2 separate regions of the Homo sapiens genome follow, and region 1 is linked to region 2. The links are chromatin contacts, found by Hi-C or POLR2A ChIA-PET in ENCODE. All regions are on one chromosome and are shown on one strand. The core of a region is the stretch at or near the end of the contact, and the rest is flanking DNA. Distances in the headings are between cores, read along the strand shown.

Region 1 (3,730 bases), core at 1,134-3,633, 120 kb before region 2:
GGCAGGAGCCTCATCTGTCTAGTTCACTGAGGTTTTTTTTTTTTTTGGTTGTTTCTTTCTCTTTTTTTTTTTTATTAAGACAGGGTCTCATTCTGTTGCCCAGGCTGGAGTGCAGTGGCACGATCATGGCTCACTGCAACCTCCACCTTCCGGGCTCAAGCGATCCTCCCAACTCAGCCTCTCAGGTAGCTGAGATGGTAAGTGTGCGCCATCATGCCCAGCTAATTTTTGTATTTGTTTGTAGAGACAGAGTTTTGCCATGTTGCCCAGGCAGGTCTCGAACTCCTGGACTCAAGGGATTCACTGGCCTCAGCTTCTCAAAGTGCTGGGATTACAAGTGTGAGCCACTGCAGCCTGCCTGGGTCATTGTTACGTCTTCGGCTCTAAGCATACCTTCTAGCTCAATAAGTATATTCCGAATGAATGAATGAATGAATGAATGAATGACTGGGTTTTGTGATTCTGGTGGCATAGTCCTTATTGCTAGGAGCACCCAGCTGAGTTTGGCCTTCTCACCCCAGCCACAACTGGCCTGCTTGGGCTTCACACACCCTCAGCATCGTAATATGGGGGCTTTACATCCTACTGAATTGCTAGTACATGGAGATCAACTTAGCTAATTTTTAATTTTTGCAGAGAAGCGAGGCTTTTATGTTTGATTGAAAAGCCCAAACACACATGCACAGAACTATAGTGGTGGTCGGGTGGGAATCAGGGTTATTGTGAGAACAATTTACAAATATCCATCATACATTCCTGGAGTCATAAGTCCTCATCTGGCCTCAATCCACTTTTCTCAATCACCTTAAGTCCTGAAAGATTGAGGATTCTCAGCTCTCCAGTACTGACCACCAAGCCTTCCAAATGTCAACTCAATATAGTTTTTAACAGAGTTCTGGCGGATTCCCCCTCTGACATTGTCTGGCACTGCTGCTTCCCTTGCGGCAGCCCCCAGCCCCATCTCATTCCAGGAAAGTTAAAGCAGAGCCACTCAAGGAGTGGTAATGAAGGGAGCAACCAGCTTGGAATCCCTTCTCCCAGGCTGAGTATGGGTCTCTCCTGTTCATCCTTATTAATAATAACTACAGCTTACTGAGCATTGACTGCAAAACCAGACAGTGTCTTTGTAATCCTTACCACAATGCCGTGAAGTAGATAATAATACCCATTTTACAGATGAGCTAACTGAGGTTCTGAGAGGCCAGGGAAGTTCTGGGCCAGGGAACCTAGCAGGGACTTCAGTATATGTCTATCTGACTGCAAAGCCCATCTTCTTTCTTCCTGGCACAAAATAGGGTGATAATATCTACCTTAACCACTGCTATCAGATGAAGGGAAATAAAGGGATTTAGAGCAATGCTAGGTACTCAGAACTCATCACCACATGGTAATTGCATTACTGACTGTGCCAAGTCAGATACCATCTTTTGCTAAATTCTCATAGAGACAAGTGGGAGCAAGTAGCACAGATTTTAGAAAAAAAATTCAGATAAAAAATGTTTCCTTTGAATTTGGAAAATTCACTCCATTTTTCTTGTTTTCCGATATTTTTCTTTATTAAATTTTAGCAGCGTATTCTGTCAGTCTAGTTTTCTAGAGGGCATGGATCTTTTGGGGACACAGGTTGCAAACTGTGTTCTCAGCCTGCACACCCATTGCACAACTGAATGAGACAACTGGCTGTCCAGCGGGGTGCACTGTTAGATTTAGAGGTGATATCTGACATTAAGAGGACCATGACAGCTCCCCATATGTAACCAGGGCATTTCGAACCTTGGGCTTCTGGACACCAGGGCTACACGCCAAGCAGCATAGATGCTCAGTGGAATTTTGTGGATGGCTTTGACTCCCTGGCCTTGCCTCTAGGCCGGGGGAGAGGGAGTGAGGTCATGGGGCCAGGGAAGCCCTTGGACTCAGCACTTTGTGGTAAGTGCACAATGGAGCTGGCCAGGCGGCTGAGCAGCGCTTTTGTTGTGTGGGAATAAGCAGGATGGGTACAAAGCAAAGGGCCCAGTCAGCGTTCAGCCTGCACCCACCTCCCCCATGAGGGGCTGCTGCTGCAGGATCTTGTTTTTTTGCCCTGTGCCTTTCTACCTCTTCAAACAGGCAGGGGAGCCAGGGCCTGGCTGGGCCTGAAAAGGCAGCAGGGCAGGCACTGGGGGAGAACTTGCCTCCATTTCTTTCTGAACCCTTTCTGAGGTCATCCATTCCTCTGCTTCCAGGCATAAAAGGATGCCAACCTGCTGGGAGAGCTGTTGTCCTAAGGGCCCAGCCTCCACAGCCTGCTTGCTCTGTGTGTAAATGACTCAGAGCATCTCAATTCAACTCAGTCTAAGTGAATTTCTCAATACTGCAGATTTAGTCACTTCCTCTCAACTAGAACCCCTATGAAACAGCTAGAAAAGTAGGTACAAGGATGGGACTTGTCCTATTGTGTGACACTCAGCCCACTCTCTCCACTGTAGCCAAGCAGTCCAACTCTGTATCATTCAGGGTTGCTAGACTGAGCAAGTAAAAATATAGGACACTAAATTAAATGTGAATATCAGGTAAATAATGGCTTTTTTTTTCAGTATCAGTAGATCTCAAACATTTTTTTCTACTCAAAAAATATTTGTTGTTTATCTGAAACTCAGCTTTAATTGGGTATGTATCCTGCGTTTTATCTGCCAACCCTAGTCTCCTCTTGCTTTTGTCTGGAGCATCCCATGATCCGCCTCTGCCAATCTGCTTCTCTTTTGTCCTTTGGAGAAGACAGTGTAAAGAGTCACCACCTGCAGGAAATCTTCCCTGGCTTACCCAGGCTGACCAGCCAACCACAGCATCCTATAACAAAGAGGAGAAAGGAAGAAAACCAATATGTTTTTAAGTCTTTTTCCAAATGTTATCTAGTTTAGTGCTCCCAAATAACCCTGGGAGATATGCCTAACTAGCTCCATTTTCTAATGCAGAAAACACTCAGAGAACTTATGTTATCAACCTGAGGCCACATAAGCTAGGAAGTGGCAGAGCCACATTACAAACTCAATTCTCTTTGTTTCAAAAGTCTGTATTTTTTATCATGTTGCTTATAGGCATCCCTCTTCCTCTTGACTCGTGTGAACAACAGAGTAGCTAGGAAAGCAACTTTATTCTCATCTCCTCGGCCCCTTTATTTATTTCTTTTTCTGGTGGGGCTAGTTTCTCTTCTTTGCCTTAGATGTAAATTTGAATGGTCTCATGGCTTTTCTTGACACTTGTTGGTAATAAAAAGTTAGATGGTTACTTTTATTTTATTTTTATTTTTTTATTATTATTATTTGAGACGGTCTTGCTCTGTCACCCAGGCTGGAGCACAATGGCGTGATCTCAGCTCACTGCAACCTCTGCCTCCTGGGTTCAAGCGATTCTCCTGCCTCAGCCTCCCAAGTAGCTGGGACTACAGGTGTCCGCCACTACGCCTGGCTAATTTTTGTATTTTTAGTAGAGATGGGGTTTCACCATGTTGGCCAGGCTGGTTTCAAACTCCTGACCTCAGGTGATCCGCCCACCTCAGCCTCCCAAAGTGCTGGGATTACAGGTGTGAGCCACCACACCCGGCCTATTTTATTTTATTTTTTTGAGACCGAGCCTCATTCTATCACCCAGGCTGGAGTGCAGTGGTGTGATCTTGGCTCACTGCAACCTCCACCTCCCGGATTTGAGTGATTCTTGTGCCTCAGCCCCCCAGTTAGCTGGGATTACAGGCACC
Region 2 (3,673 bases), core at 963-3,462:
AAACATTAATATTTCCAAAGCAAAATCTATGAATATTCACACTACAGGGGCATAGAGGATAAACTGCCAGGTTTTGCCGCCAAAATAGTTAAGAAAAATATTTTGTTTGGGGGGGCTTTTGGGATTTTGGAATTGCAAATAAGGGTTAATAAGGGTTTTAAGTAACCAGAAGATTAGAAATGATACAGATAATGCTCCAAGCCGGTCCCTGGCATGGTGGGTGCTCCATAAATGGTAGCGTTGATAGTGGTGCTAATAACAGTTGTTATTGATGCCCTCACTGCCATCACTGCCTTCTTTAGGCCTGGCCAGCATGACCATCTGGCAGCAGGACTCTTGAGGAGCCCTGTGCTTGGATGGCAGATGGGTACAGTGGGCCCCTTGGGATATAGGGGCAACCCTATCTTCCCAGAAAGTGTTCTCTGGGTGGGGCAGGAGGCTGAGAAGCAGGAGGGAGGGTCAGTCCAGCCTCTTTCCCTTGGAAAGTGTTGCCTTCTTGGCTGGCCTCTGAGTTGGGGACAGTTCTCTTCAAGCTTCCCTTTTTTGGACCCTGCTGAGGCCTCCCAGGGTGTGGGAGAGGAGCATCAAGTTTTGCCACTACTTCCCTGTGCTCATGCAGGCTCCTTCTGGCTGGAAGGAGAGGGGTCTGGAGGGTATGGGGGAATAGCCTGAGAGGCCTTGAGGCCCTCCCTGACTGTTACCTCCTGGGACCTGGGGAGCCTTGTTGCTCCCCATTCTTCCTGGGCATTGCAGCACTTAGAGAAAAGCCAGCCGCCGCTTCCCCCACCCACCTGGCCCACTCTGTGAATCAGGGAAGTGCCTGTTCCTGCTCACAGGGAGGAGCTGGCATGGGCATTTTGGGCAGGGTATGGGCAGAACTGTTGGTCGCTCTGGAGAACCCATAAGCAGGTGGGGAGTGTCGTGGTCCTGTTCCCGGGCGGCTGCCCTCCCCTCCCTCCTCCCCGTCCCTCCTCCCCGTCCCTCCTCCTCTCACAAGGGAGGAGATGGGAGCTGAGACATGCCCTGACCTGGAGTTTAGCCACCTGTCACCTGGGCCTGGGGAAGGGTCCAGAGGGCAAGTGGGATAATAGGGCCATTTGGTGCTCAAGATAGGCAGGTGGGAAGAAATAACCCCAGAACTCCCAGGCACTTGTTCTTTTTTTTCTAATCTGATGGTTTAAAAACTCAGATTGCCGCGCGGCTTGCTCCCTGGCGCTGCTCCCCTTCCCTAGTGGGTCCCAGTGGCTTCCTGGGCTGGGAGCTCCGCATGCTGTGGCCTCTCCATTTCTGGGCTGGGACTAATAGTGGTTTAACCTTTAGGCAGGAGCTGCCAAGGTCCAGCTGACCCCCGTGGAAGAGGCCCACCAGCGGCTGGAGAGGATCTTCACAGCTTCTGTAATGCCACTCTTGTGTGTGGGTCCCAGTCCCTGGCCGCCCTCTTCCTGAGGCTGGCGGCAGGACCCTGTGTGTGTCTGTAGGCGCGCTGACCATGAAGATGGCTCCATGGCGGCCTGTGGGCCCTCATGTTGGGCTCTCTCTTAAAGAAATGAGAGAAGTGCTCTGGGGAGAGTGGTTCCTCCAGAGAGCCCAAAGTCCTGTGCATGTGGGAGGGCACCCCTCCTCGCTCAGGGCCCAGTCCCTTTCTCTGGCCACATTGTCCTGCCTCGAGGACATGTGTTGGTGTCAGGGCCTGGCGGGTGGTAAGGAAGGTTGCTGTCGCTATTTTTGGTGACCTGGCTCTCTAGACCCAGGTGGGGCCTGATAACTCCTTGCCGATTTCTAACAGGTAACATCCAAGTCCTGGTTGACTTGCCTTCCTCCCCAGAAAGGCTTTTCAGGGCTTTAAGTAACCAGAGAGGTCACGGCTGGCCACAGGGTTTGCCCACAGTGCCTTTGCTCTTGGGCAGCTGTCAAGTGGTCCCCAGGTTGGATCTAGATGGGGTCGGTGTGCCTGGCTGGCAGAGGTGGGAGTGCTATAGGGTACGTCGGGGTTGAGGAAGAGATTCTAGACTGCAAGCTGCTGGGAGCTGTGTTCTATGAGAGGTGCAGGGCGACAGCTCTGAACACAGCCCTTGGCCTAGGGAGTGGCACCCTTGGGCTGTGTTAGAAGGCAAGGAACAGCTCTGTGCTGGTGGCCACAGGGGAGCTAGGCTGAGAAATGCTCTGGAGATAAGGCAAGAGGCTGGCAGGGGGCCCAGGCCTTGGGTGTGGTGAGGTGGCCTGACCTGGTAGACACACAGAAGAGGGAGCCTGATTCAGAATAGACCGGATGGCCAGCCCAGGAGAGACTGCGGCCAGAGGCAGAGTGGCAGACTCCTGCCCGGGCCACCGGGAATGACTTAGAGGAGCATCTCCTCTGAGAGGCCTGATGGTCACTAGTGTCTCTTCACCTTCCTGGCCTCTCCTTGACTGGGTGCAGTTCACCTGCTCAGGCCAGGTCCCAGGTCCTGGCACCAAGCTCCCCCACCTTCACCCCGAGCCTTGGACAACTAGAGAGTGCCGGCCCACTTGACTCAGGAGCACTTGCTGAAGGGGGCGTGCCAGTGGTCTGCTTATCTTCACCCTTCTTCTCTCTCTCTCCTTTGCTTGCTGTCGGTAGCTGGACTCTGAGGCCGCCTCTCATGCCCACAGCCAGGTAGGGTGCTCTCCCCCCACTCAGGAGCCCTCCGCTCCCTCCAGTGACCACCTAGCCCCACTGGCCTGCACCTGGGCTGGCGTCTGTGCTCGGGCCTCCTGCTGGAGTGTAAGGCCTCTTTCCCCTCCAGGCTCCCACCCTGTGTCTGGGAGGACCCCAGCGGGAGGTAGTGCCGGGAGCTTGAGATGGTGCAGCTCTGTGTCAGGCCCCTGGGGAGCATCTAGACCGAGTGTCGCCCTTCAAGTTGGGCCCATGTGGCATGTGGTTCTCAGCCACTGGAGCCCAAGGGGGGCCTGGTTGAGTTCTAGGTGTTTCAACTCTGCTCACTCTGGAGAGAGAAAGCTGGAAAGGCAGAATCTCTGCCCTCTTCCCAGCCCATGCCTGAACGTGAGACATTCTCTGTCTCCACCTCCTGGCCAATGTGAGAAACCCATTTTCAGATGAGCTTTAAGGGAGTTAGTTACAGGCTATGATGTCACCTTATTCATCAGTCCCCAAATACCTGGCCCATAGAAGGTGTCTATTCAACATAAAGGTCTCCCCTGTCTTATGTGATTTGAGAAAAAATATATATATACAACATTGTAATGATTTTTTTTTTTTTTGAGATGGAGTCTCGCTCTGTCGCCCAGGCTGAACTGCAGTGGCGCAATCTCGGCTCACTGCAAGCTCCACCTCCTGGGTTCACGCCATTCTCCTGCCTCAGCCTCCCAAGTAGCTGGGACTACAGGTGCCCGCCACCATGCCCAGCTAATTTTTTGTATTTTTAGTGGAGACAGGGTTTCACTGTGTTAGCCAGGATGGTCTCGATCTCCTGACCTCGTGATCCACCCACCTCAGCCTCCCAAAGTGCTGTGATTACAGGTGTGAGCCACTGCACCTGGCCATGATTTTTATAGTTATAGTTCTTCAAATATAAAGAACTAGCCTTTTTAATGTCCTCACTTAACACACCAAAATGTGGCCAGCCACGTGGTGATCCTCCTATTCAGAGTTATTTCATGGGTCCATGAAACCCGGAGATCTGGGAGCCACTGG

The links. Hi-C counts contacts between places; a loop is a spot of excess contacts on that map. ChIA-PET counts read pairs that join two places held with the same protein, here RNA polymerase II (POLR2A). Pooled maps may share reads with other maps.
Region 1: a loop to region 2 is called in a pooled map, with 4 times the contacts of the local background. The contact joins two enhancer-like sites. A Hi-C loop is called at or near these places in 5 of 50 pooled maps. POLR2A ChIA-PET finds 5 or more read pairs at or near these places in 4 of 52 experiments (GM10248, MCF 10A, PC-9 and 1 more).

Annotation. Positions count from the first base shown.
Region 1 is chr17:29,239,729-29,243,458 of GRCh38, reverse strand. No RefSeq gene overlaps it. Among named protein-coding and RNA genes, the nearest start is that of CRYBA1, 5.3 kb to the left of the region's middle. Within about 2 kb of position 2,383, at least 11 of the 41 ENCODE cell types and tissues checked have a DNase peak (open chromatin) inside an H3K27ac peak, as active enhancers do; they include PC-9, where a contact is called at or near this core.
Region 2 is chr17:29,123,615-29,127,287 of GRCh38, reverse strand. All of the region lies in intron 2 of MYO18A (myosin XVIIIA), which reads left to right. Among named protein-coding and RNA genes, the nearest start is that of MYO18A, 55 kb to the left of the region's middle. Within about 2 kb of position 2,212, at least 14 of the 41 ENCODE cell types and tissues checked have a DNase peak (open chromatin) inside an H3K27ac peak, as active enhancers do; they include PC-9, where a contact is called at or near this core.